Linked DNA regions of Homo sapiens: regions 1 and 3 are each linked to region 2. The links are chromatin contacts, found by Hi-C or POLR2A ChIA-PET in ENCODE. All regions are on one chromosome and are shown on one strand. The core of a region is the stretch at or near the end of the contact, and the rest is flanking DNA. Distances in the headings are between cores, read along the strand shown.

The links. Hi-C counts contacts between places; a loop is a spot of excess contacts on that map. ChIA-PET counts read pairs that join two places held with the same protein, here RNA polymerase II (POLR2A). Pooled maps may share reads with other maps.
Region 1: a loop to region 2 is called in a map of CD8-positive, alpha-beta T cell, with 31 times the contacts of the local background. The contact joins the promoter of VIM-AS1 here to the promoter of PHYH in region 2. A Hi-C loop is called at or near these places in 2 of 168 maps with a recorded cell type or tissue (CD8-positive, alpha-beta T cell and naive thymus-derived CD4-positive, alpha-beta T cell) and 7 of 50 pooled maps.
Region 3: a loop to region 2 is called in a map of B cell, with 13 times the contacts of the local background. The contact joins the promoter of TRDMT1 here to the promoter of PHYH in region 2. A Hi-C loop is called at or near these places in 1 of 168 maps with a recorded cell type or tissue (B cell). POLR2A ChIA-PET finds 5 or more read pairs at or near these places in 1 of 52 experiments (CD8-positive, alpha-beta memory T cell).

Annotation. Positions count from the first base shown.
Region 1 is chr10:17,228,735-17,232,388 of GRCh38, forward strand. VIM-AS1 (VIM antisense RNA 1) reads right to left here and starts at 1,251. Exons shown (of 3, transcript NR_108061.1): 1 at 611-1,251. It overlaps VIM (vimentin), which reads left to right. Exons shown (of 10, transcript NM_003380.5): 2 at 542-1,251; 3 at 1,916-1,976. The coding sequence starts at 689. RefSeq lists an enhancer at 836-925 and a silencer at 1,236-1,415.
Region 2 is chr10:13,297,501-13,301,530 of GRCh38, forward strand. It overlaps PHYH (phytanoyl-CoA 2-hydroxylase), which reads right to left and starts at 2,564. Exons shown (of 9, transcript NM_006214.4): 1 at 2,468-2,564; 2 at 687-745. The coding sequence starts at 2,542. It overlaps LOC124902377 (a long non-coding RNA gene), which reads left to right and starts at 2,689. Exons shown (of 2, transcript XR_007062056.1): 1 at 2,689-2,906. RefSeq lists enhancers at 1,554-2,174, 2,751-2,890 and a silencer at 2,151-2,570.
Region 3 is chr10:17,199,181-17,203,093 of GRCh38, forward strand. It overlaps TRDMT1 (tRNA aspartic acid methyltransferase 1), which reads right to left and starts at 2,492. Exons shown (of 11, transcript NM_004412.7): 1 at 2,391-2,492. The coding sequence starts at 2,454. RefSeq lists a silencer at 2,130-2,189.

The DNA of each region.
Region 1 (3,654 bases), core at 1-2,500, 3.9 Mb after region 2:
GCGAGGCTGCGGCGAGGCCTGAGCCCTGCGTTCCTGCGCTGTGCGCGCCCCCACCCCGCGTTCCAATCTCAGGCGCTCTTTGTTTCTTTCTCCGCGACTTCAGATCTGAGGGATTCCTTACTCTTTCCTCTTCCCGCTCCTTTGCCCGCGGGTCTCCCCGCCTGACCGCAGCCCCGAGACCGCCGCGCACCTCCTCCCACGCCCCTTTGGCGTGGTGCCACCGGACCCCTCTGGTTCAGTCCCAGGCGGACCCCCCCCTCACCGCGCGACCCCGCCTTTTTCAGCACCCCAGGGTGAGCCCAGCTCAGACTATCATCCGGAAAGCCCCCAAAAGTCCCAGCCCAGCGCTGAAGTAACGGGACCATGCCCAGTCCCAGGCCCCGGAGCAGGAAGGCTCGAGGGCGCCCCCACCCCACCCGCCCACCCTCCCCGCTTCTCGCTAGGTCCCTATTGGCTGGCGCGCTCCGCGGCTGGGATGGCAGTGGGAGGGGACCCTCTTTCCTAACGGGGTTATAAAAACAGCGCCCTCGGCGGGGTCCAGTCCTCTGCCACTCTCGCTCCGAGGTCCCCGCGCCAGAGACGCAGCCGCGCTCCCACCACCCACACCCACCGCGCCCTCGTTCGCCTCTTCTCCGGGAGCCAGTCCGCGCCACCGCCGCCGCCCAGGCCATCGCCACCCTCCGCAGCCATGTCCACCAGGTCCGTGTCCTCGTCCTCCTACCGCAGGATGTTCGGCGGCCCGGGCACCGCGAGCCGGCCGAGCTCCAGCCGGAGCTACGTGACTACGTCCACCCGCACCTACAGCCTGGGCAGCGCGCTGCGCCCCAGCACCAGCCGCAGCCTCTACGCCTCGTCCCCGGGCGGCGTGTATGCCACGCGCTCCTCTGCCGTGCGCCTGCGGAGCAGCGTGCCCGGGGTGCGGCTCCTGCAGGACTCGGTGGACTTCTCGCTGGCCGACGCCATCAACACCGAGTTCAAGAACACCCGCACCAACGAGAAGGTGGAGCTGCAGGAGCTGAATGACCGCTTCGCCAACTACATCGACAAGGTGCGCTTCCTGGAGCAGCAGAATAAGATCCTGCTGGCCGAGCTCGAGCAGCTCAAGGGCCAAGGCAAGTCGCGCCTGGGGGACCTCTACGAGGAGGAGATGCGGGAGCTGCGCCGGCAGGTGGACCAGCTAACCAACGACAAAGCCCGCGTCGAGGTGGAGCGCGACAACCTGGCCGAGGACATCATGCGCCTCCGGGAGAAGTAAGGCTGCGCCCATGCAAGTAGCTGGGCCTCGGGAGGGGGCTGGAGGGAGAGGGGAACGCCCCCCCGGCCCCCGCGAGAGCTGCCACGCCCTTGGGGATGTGGCCGGGGGGAGGCCTGCCAGGGAGACAGCGGAGAGCGGGGCTGTGGCTGTGGTGGCGCAGCCCCGCCCAGAACCCAGACCTTGCAGTTCGCATTTCCTCCTCTGTCCCCACACATTGCCCAAGGACGCTCCGTTTCAAGTTACAGATTTCTTAAAACTACCACTTTGTGTGCAGTTGAAGGCCCTTGGGCACAATGAGAGCCAGTCCTCCAAACTTTCAGAAAGTTTCCTGCCCCTTCTGGCAGGCTGCCAATCACCGGGCGGGAGAAGGAAGGAGGGGAAGGCGGTGGAGGGAGCGAGACAAAGGGATGGTCCCTCGGGGGCGGGGATGGCGGGGCTGTCCTGTAGGTCTGTGCGGCCACCGTGATTGCCCCTCTGCGCGGTGCCCGAAGTCCCGCTGAAACCTGCCGAGGGCAGCAGGTCTGAAAGCTGCAGGCGCTAGTTGCGCGGAGGTGGCGCAGCTGCTCTGGAGGCGCAGAGCGAATACGTGGTGTTTGGGTGTGGCCGCCCCGCCCCTGGCGGTTTCCTCGTTCCCCTTTGGTTAATGCGCAACTGTTTCAGATTGCAGGAGGAGATGCTTCAGAGAGAGGAAGCCGAAAACACCCTGCAATCTTTCAGACAGGTTTGTAGACTCTCTTCCCACTCGCAGCCGCCTGACCCCACCCAACACAACCCACGAGCAATTCTAAAAGTTGCTTAACTCACGTCTAAAAAGTGCAAAACTTCAGGGCTGCGCGTAAAGCCCTCTAGTGGCGGGAAGACCACAGGTTGGAGCTTCTCATGATTAGAAAAATATTAATAAAACCCCTTGAGCGATTTTTTTTTTTTTTTTGAGACGGAGTCTTACTCTGTCGCCCAGGCTGGAGTGCAGTGGCGAGATCTTGGCTCACTGCATCCTCCGCCTCCCGGGTTCAAGCGATCCTTGAATGATTTCTAAGCAGTTCCTTGGGACATAAAGAAAAATCTTTTAACTTTTTACTTTGTTTCCCAAATGTTGCACAGTTTTGCAACACATTGACCTTCTGGTTTCGAACGGTTACAATTTTAGATTGTGGTTTGCCAAAGTCAAGTTGCTTAATTTTTACAAGGCCACAAAAAGCGCAATTATGCCCTGCAGTTTAAAATGGAAAACGTGTTGGAAGATAAGAAAACTTAGTTTCCAACTGGAATGGAGCCAGCAAGTTTCTTTTCTTCTTTGCAAATTCTATTGTGTCATTAAAGTTCGATGGAAGTATCACTATGCACAACTATTTTGTGATCTAATAAGGGTGAAAAGGAGCCATCTGTCCCCTTGGCTAAGGGGTATTAATGGTTTCTATGGGCTTCACTATGGAATGTAGATACAGACATTCTGGCAAATGTGGTGGCTCTGGACAGAAATAATAGGAGTCTTTGTATTCCCAGGGAAGCTTTGCAACAGGCTACATTCTTACTGAATATGTAATGATGTAAGCACGGTTCTAATTGGACACAAGTATTTGCTAACATCCGTTATCTAATATCTGGCCCAGACTTGAGAAGTAGGTAATGTAAAAAGTTTTTAAAGCTACAAGCATACCTCACATTTTAAAAGTCCTTTCTTGATTGGGTTCTTGTGTTCTTTAGCACTCTTGCCATAAAAAATAATAACAGTAATAAACCCAAGGCTGAAAAACTGAATTTTAACTAAAGGGTTTTTGTGCGTGTTTTTTTTTTTTTTCACCAAAATTAGATGGACTTACAGAATTTTTAACTTAAAATTGGAATCCAAAAGCCAGAAGATCCCCATTATAGTTTATAGTTGTATTCCCTGGAATATTTACTGGGATTAACTGCAAAGCACTCTCAGATGAATAGTGTAGTATAACATTTTGAAACTGAAATACATTTACCAAATTAATTTAACCACAGCAATGTGTGTGGTTCATTTTAGTCCTTGAGCATTTTTGATTATCATACCTGTCATGTTTTCTGCAGTGTAGTGAGTTAACATAAAACAACATCAATACAAAAGATCCTCTGTTTCGAGATTAAGCAAAATTCCTCATTCTCTTCAATGTGATAGAATACCACATTGATCTTTCTTTGGAGGTTAGTAAAATATCTTTTATGTATTTTTCAGGGCTTAACAAGTAAAAATCAATGTTTTCATCAAGTCTGATCTTTTTGTCACCCACTCTTCATTCATTTTTCCACTAAGGTGATAGAAAAGTCTCAACAGTTTAAGACCGTAAGGCTATGAACTCCAAATATAATTGCTGACAAGATAAGCAATCCTCACGCATCCTTTTGAGAGGAAATAAAATCTTAGTTGCAAGATT
Region 2 (4,030 bases), core at 1,314-3,813:
TGGAGTTCAGTGGCGTGATCTCAGCTCACTGCAACCTTGACTTCCAAGGTTCAAGCGATTCTCCCACTTCAGCCTCCTGAGTAGCTGGGATTATAGGTGCACACCACCATGCCCAGCTAATTTTTGTATTTTTTCATTTTGTAGAGGTGGGGTTTGTAGAGATGTTGGCCAGGCTGGTCTCGAACTCCTGACCTCAAGTGATCCACCTGCCTTGGCCTCCCAAAGTGCTGGGATTACAGGCATGAGCCACGGTGCCCGGCCACAAGTTAATTTAAATGAGATGTTTAACTGAATTTTTAAAAGTCAGATTATAAGGCTGGTGTGATGGCTCAGGCTGCAATCCCAGCACTTTGGGAGGCCAAGGCAGGAGGATTGCTTTAGCCCAGGAGTTCAACACCAGCCTGGGCAACATAGGAAGGGCCCGTCTCTATTAAAAATAAATAAATAAATGTCGGATTATGTATTTTCTGGTATTTTTCCTTCTTTCTGAATCTTAAAATACATACAGAAAATTAGTCGGTCTCCAAAATTTTCCACAAGTGCACTAATTAGAATAAGTCCTGGAAACAGAGGATTTGTATAATAAAATTCTAATCAGGTAACATATTATGTGGTATATCTTCATTACCACTCAAGAAACTTTTATATACATAATATATTTCAAAATCAAAACTCAAACTACTTACTGGAATTGTTGAGGATGGAAACTGGCAGAGGAAATAGTCCCTGAAGTGGGATGAGCTACCTAGGATGTGAATTAAGGCAAATAAAGTAAAATATAGAAGGCCAGGCACGGTGGCTCATGCCTGTAATTCCAGCACTTTGGGAGGCTGAGGCAGGAGGATTACTTGAGCTCAGGAGTTCGAGACCAGCCTGGCCAACATGGTGAAACCCCATCTCTACTAAAAATACAAATTAGGCCGGGGGCGGTGGCTCACGTTTGTAATCCTAGCACTTTGGGAGGCCGAGGCGGATGGATCACCTGAGGTCGGGATTTCGAGACCAGCCTGACCAATATGGTGAAACCCCATCTCTACTAAAAATACAAAAATTAGCCAGGCGTGGTGGCGTTCATTTGTAATCCCAGCTACTGGAGAGGCTAAGACAGGAGAATTGCTTGAACCTGGGAGGTGGAGATTGCAGTGAGCTGAGATCAGGCCACTGCATTCCAGCCTGGGCAACAGAGAGAGACTCCATCTCAGAAAAAAAACTACCACCACTACTACTACTACTACTACTACTACTACTACTACTACTACTACTGCTACTACTACTACTACTAATAATAATAATACAAATTACACTTGGGAGGCTGAGGCAGGGGAATGGCTTGAACCTGGGAGGCGGAGGTTGCAGTGGGCCGACATTGCAGAGTGCGGCACTGCACTCCAGCCTGACCACAGAGCAAGACTCCGTCTCAAAAATAATAATAATAATAATAATAATAATAATAATAATAATAATAACAACAATAACAACAACAACATAAATTCGCCTGGCATCGTGGCGCAACCCTGTAGTCCCAACTACTTAGGAGGCTGAGGTGGAAGGATCTCTTGAGCCCAGGAGTGAGCCGAGATCGTACCACTACTGCACTCCAGCCTGGGTGACAGAGTGAGGCCCTGTTTCAAAAAAAAAAAAAAACCAAAAAAGCAAAACCCTAGAAATTCCTTTTAAAGATCTCCTTTCTATCCGGTAACTGCAGAGAGTTGACATAGAATTGCATTGTTTCTTTAGCTTAATCGGTTACTTTCGGAATGTCACTCTCATCAATTAACATGTTATCCTTTCTTTCTCTCTGTTTCTCTCTTTTGGAACGCACTGGCCATCACGGCTCACTGTAACCCTGGACTCCTGGCCTTGGCCCCCAGAAGAGCCGAGACAACAGGCAAGGCGTGTGCCGCCGCGCCAGTCCTCACCCGCTGTCCTTCCCCAAATAGTGTCTTTATATAACTCAGTGGCAATGCCGTAGTCCAGCAGGGAGGCCGCCCTGGGCAGCGCCTGCCTGGCCAGCTCCTGCCCGGGAGGGCACCGTCCTCTCCCCTCCGGAGAGGTCCCGGTCACTGCCTGCCTGGGCCGGTTCCAGGCAGCCCTGCGCGCCTGTGCACCGTGCGCCTGTGATTGGACATCTCTGGGTCTCTGGACAGCTGCCGGGGTCACGCGCCGCCGGTGAAACGACGTCTCCACAAAGAGAGGAGCAGAGGCCCCCAGGGATCCCGGAGGGCAGGGCAACGCGGCAATTGCCCCGACCCCAGGGCGGCCGCGCGTGTCCTCGGGGGACGCAGCCTCTTCCCCGCTCCCCGGCTCCTGGAAGAGACGCGACCCAGGCGGGGACGCGGCGCTGAGCGAGGAGGCGCTGGGGCTGCGAAGCGTGCGACCCCGAGGCCTCCACCCGGACCAGGGCCACCACTCAGGCGGCGGCGCCGGCGCCGGATCCAGCCCGAGCCCCGCGCAGCCCAAAGGATACGACAGCCCCGGCCGAGGGGCGGCCGAGGTGGCCCAGAACAATCTGCAGACGGGCGGCGGCGCGAAGCTGCTCCATGGCTGCGGCGCGGGGAACCCCCACCCCTCCCGGCCTCTGCCCCATTTAGCCCAGCGGGCGGCTCCGCCTCCAGGCGCCGCCCCGGACTGGACGTAAGCGGGATTCCGGGCGGTGCCAGCTCGCGGGCCGGGCTGCTGGGGAGCCCTAGTCCGCTAGAGTCCGCGCGCCGGGCAACCGCCCGGGGCTGAAGTCCTCCCCACACCATGATCCTTCCGTCCTTTATTTTCTTTCTTTTTAAAAAGAAACAAGATCTTGCTCTGTCGCCCAGGCTGGAGTGCAGTGCGCGATCATAGCTCACTGCAGCCTTGAACTCTTGGGCTAATTTTTATTTTTTGTAGAGATGGGGTCTCGCTACGTTGCCCAGGTGGGTCTCAAACTCCCCCCGCCTCCCGTCTCGACCTCCCAAAGTGCTGGGACTACAGGCGTGAGTCATTACCCCTGCCCCGCACCCTGTTTCTGTTCCATCACCAGGACCCTCCCTGCCGCACCGAAGCTCGGGGGCCCAGTGACCAGGCCGAGGTCACACAGTGACAAGTGGCTGGGCTGGGACCTCACTCACTCTCCTAACGTCATGGCTTCCATCTGTTTAACCCTACGTGACTGCTCCTTCCACTGACAGCTGAAAGAATAAAATCTCCGATTTAAACAAAAAGTTTGCCGGGCGCGGTGGCTCACGCCTGTAATCCCAGCACTTTGGGAGGCCAAGGCAGGCGGATCACGGGGTCAGGAGTTCGAGACCAGCCTGGCCAACTTGGTGAAAACCCGTCTCTACTAAAGATACAAAAATTAGCTGAGTGTTGTGGCGCACGCCTGTAATCCCAGCTACTGGGGAGGCTGAGGCAAGAGAATCACTTGCAACCGGGAGGCGGAGGATGCAGTCAGCGAGATGGCGCCACTGCATTCCAGCCTGGGTGACAGGGCAAGACTCCGTCTCTAAACAAACAAACAAACAAACAAACAGGTTTTTAGCCGGGTGCGGTGGCTCACGCCCGTAACTCCAACACTTTGGGAGGCCGAGGCAGGAGGATCGCTTGAGCTCAGGATCGCTATAGATCGAAAGCAGCCTGGGTAACATAGTGAGAACACCTGATCTACAAAAAAATTAGCCGGGCGTCGTGGCGGGCGCCTGTAGTCCCAGCTACTCAGGAGGCTGAGGCAGGAGAACGGTGTAAACCCAGGAGGCGGACCTTGCAGTGAGCGAGATGGCGCCACCGCACTCCAGCCTGGGCGACAGAGCAAGACTCCGTCTCAAAAAAAATAAAAAATAAATCAATAAATTAAATAAATAAAAATTCCAGACATTGTATGAGGAAGCATTGCAAAACTTTCTGTTCTGTTAGCTGTTGCCTGTAGCCCCCAGTCATGTTCCCCACGCTTGCTCGATCTCTCACTAAACTTTCACGTAGACCCTTAGAGTTACAAGCCCTTAAAAGGGCCAAGAATTTCTTTTTCAGGGACCTCGGTTGCAAGTCTGCCGAAGTTCCCGGC
Region 3 (3,913 bases), core at 1,242-3,741, 3.9 Mb after region 2:
GAACATGGGAAGGCAAACAAGTGTGGAAAAATATTTGCATCAATATGATTAAGAGTCTATATCCCTAATATGCAGATTTCCACCGAAAAGATGAGAGAGCAGAGAGGTACAGGGAGGCAGGAAAGTTGCTTTGGATCACAGGGTCAGCCAGGGAAGGCCAATATATGAACTAAGACATGAAATGTGAACCGAAGCTAGAGTGAAAAAGTCTGGGGTTAGGGAGCACTCTGGATGAGGCAACAGCAAAAGCAAAGGCCAGAACATCGAAGAACTTCGAGGGTTTGAGGAGTAGAGAGAAAGAAAAACAGTAAGCCTCGACAAGAAAGGCTGAGGAAAGAATTCAGGGAATCGTTTAATTAGAATTTCAGCTTTGGGTGTTGACGGTGAAGCGGGATGCTGAAGGGAGAGTGGCAGATAAAATTGAAGAGAAGACAGAAGCCAGAACTCACAAGCCTGTTAAGATGGGACTGTGATTACAATCTCAAAAGCAACCATTTAAGCAACGAAGTAACATGATCTGGTTTACTGTGCAAATGATCATGCTGCCTGCTAGAAGGAAAACGGAGTAGGGAGGCAGAATGGAAGTAAGGAGAGAAGCTGGGAAGCTATGTTAATAATTTAAATTACAGAACTTAATAGCTTGGATTCACAACAGTAGAACTGGCAATAGAAAAACGTGTACAAATTCACATTGCATTGGCTAATAGGAGAGAAAATATTTTACTCTTTCATTAATCCCAAAACTGTCACTTAAAATTACACAATTTCCCCTAACAAATTAGCAAGGATTAAAAATTGATAATACATATCCCTGATGAATATGTAGTTAAGGCACTCAAAAATCTCTGAAAAGCAATTTGCTATCCTCTCTCTCAAAAGCCTTAAAAATTCTGTTTTTCACTTAGTAACTAGCACACAGTTAAGTCTTACTGTTGAATTAATTCCAACAGTTAGTAAACATGCTTAAAGAGAAAATCGGCATTATGCTCAAGAATGTAACTGTAGCACACTGTACTTGCAAAAAAACTGAAGAATGATCTAAATATTCGACACTTAAGGAATGGCTGAATTACAGCTTATGATAAAGTACTAAGCAATTCATTAAGGAGTTTCAAGATATGGGAAAACGCGGACATTATATCACTTTAGAGAATTAACAAAGAGTAAATAGTACTAGAGTTTTGCTTTGATGCTGCTAAGTTTTAAAATGAGAAATAAAGATAGCCGGCAAACAAGTACTAAAAACTTAATGATCATTAACCTAGTCTAGAATTGAAACTCAATAAATCTGCTCAAAAAACTTATACGCTAAACCCATTAAATATTGTCTGTATCTTACAGTTACTCTTGTTACTCTTGGTCCTAAATAAGGAAGCAGGGAAGTTTCAGTTCGGTGGTTGTCTTAGTAATTTAAGAATAAACATGCACCTTCAAAGCCTGTTTGTCATTCTGTATCCCCAGCTCCTAGCACAAAATCTGGCACAGAATAGGAGCTCAATAAATAATTTTGAGTGAATATCACCAAAAGTAAAACTTTCAGTTCCAACTCAGCATGAAAGAAATCAAAAACCTCAAAATCAAAGACGTGCATAAAAGTAATAGTTTGCTTGATAATATCTCGTGATGTCGTTTTAAAGTAATAGTGATAATAATGTATAATATTTGGAGTGGTTACAATGTATCAGGCACTAACAAGCACTTGACAGACTTTAATCCTTATAATAATCATTCTCTTTTAAAACCAGGAAACAGGTTCATCACTGTTCACGAAGTAGCCCAACGTCACACTGCCACCAAGCTGGAACTCAGTTCTCTGGCATCTAAACGCAGAACTACAGAAGACACGTTTCTTTCCAACGATCAGACGTCCAAGTTCTTCAAGCTTCCTCTACCATCCTATTTAGCATTCGCAAACTTCTACCTTGAATTGTAGCTATTATCCCTTCCAAGATCCATCTCTCACCAGGGGAGCCCCTGACACTCCCTCCCTCCCCAGCTGGGAAGCCCCCCAGGATGAAGGACCGAGTCTCCATGCTTCTCGGTGGCTGCACACTTAGAATGGGGGCTTGGCACCAGGCGAGGGTCTCGCCCCTTTGATACCCTTTGAGGTTGATTTACTGCCTTGCGAATCCCGACTCCCAACTGGGCCCTTTGAGGCGCCATGTGCGGCCCCTCGAGCCAGACTCGGCGCCAGGAGAAGGGAGTCAGCGTCTGGAGGGGTGGACACGGCGGCGCGCAGGAGCTGTTTCCAGGACAACCGAGGGCCGCCCCACAGTGTCCGCCCCACAGTGTCCGCCCCTTGCGTCTCGCCGCTCCGCCCCTTCCCGGCGCGGGTGCTCCAACCAGCCCCCGTGAGCGAATAGAGAGAGGGGTGCTAGATGGACTCTCACCTCTCAGCGCGTGGTGCATGCCGCCCACGCCGCTGTATAGCTCCAGCACCCGCAGGGGCTCCATCCCCGCGCCTCAGCCGCCGCAGCCCCGGAGCTAGGCCTGCCGGTCCGTCGCTCCTCCTCCCTCCATCGCGCCGCTCCCTCAGCCTCTGGTTCCGCGGCGTTTCAGTTCCCCCGTCTCCTACCGCTCCAGGCTCAGGGCTTCAGAGGGCCTCGCGGCCTGGGGATTGGCAAGGGTCTAGAGGGGAACAAAGGACGGAAAACAATAAGGCTTCCCGAATGAATGGCAGCCACTCTGTAGCCTGATTTACGCTCCATTTCCTTCTTTGGTGTCAGGGGCCTTGATTGGAAAAGAAATCCAGAGTTCAGTAAAGGGGAGAAAACTGCCTTGGTTTCCAAGTGAATTAACACTGGTTAGAAGCCAGAAAAAAATCATTTTTCAGACAAGCTGCTTTTCTGTCACTTAGAAGCCTGAACATTCAAACATTCTTTCCACAGTGTGCCTTGTTTCCTGCCTGCCCTGGGTCAATAGAGAGAAATTAGACCAGCCTCTCCCCTAGAGAAGATTCCAGAATTATAAGTAAGGACACAAGTCCACTCGCAGCAGAGAAAGCCCTGTGTGCGTGCTGATAATACAGAGGATGTTTGTTGTGTCTATTAGTGGGGTTAATTATGTTTTAGCTTGGAAATTACACCTACATAGAATACACAGTGAATATCATGTAGGATTATTTATGGGTCTTTAAGTGCTATGGCCTTGATTCCTCAGGATGATCCAGTAACCAACTGTTAGAGGCTCATGTTGACGAAAAAAGCCAAACTCCGTAAAATGTTTGAAGAGGTTTATTCTGAGCACAAGGTGAGGACCGTGACCCATGACACAACCCCACAGGGTCCTGACAACATGTACCCAAGGTGGTTGGGCTACAGCTTGGGATTATATGGTTTTAGGGAGACATAAGGACATTAACTGGTATATGGAAGGTGTACTTAGTTTGGTCCATAAAGATGGGACAACTCAAAAAGGGGAAGGATTCCAGGTTACAGGTGGATTCAAAGATTTTCTGATTGGCAGTTGGTTGAAAGAGTTAAGTTGTGACCTAAAGACCTGGAATCAATAGAAAGGAATGTGTCTGGGTTAAGATAAGGTGGAGACCAAGGTTCTTATTATGTAGACGAAGTCTCATACGTAACAGGCTTCAGAGAGAATAATTGGCAAATGTCTCTTATCATGTGTAAAAAGATGCCAGACTCTTAGTTAAATATCTCTTGGATCAGGAAAAGACCTGGAAAGGGAAAGGGAGTCTCTATAGAATGTAGATTTTCCCCACAAGAGATGGCTGTGTAGGGCCATTTCAAAAAGTGTCAAAGAAATTTATTTTAGGGTAAAATGCTTTGATTTAGGGCCTGCTATCTTTCATGTGATGCTATACTAGAGTCATGTTGGAATTTTGGTATCTTATTGCTAAGAAGAGTCTGTTATGTCGGTATGAAGATCTCTTGTTTTAATAATAATACTGGTC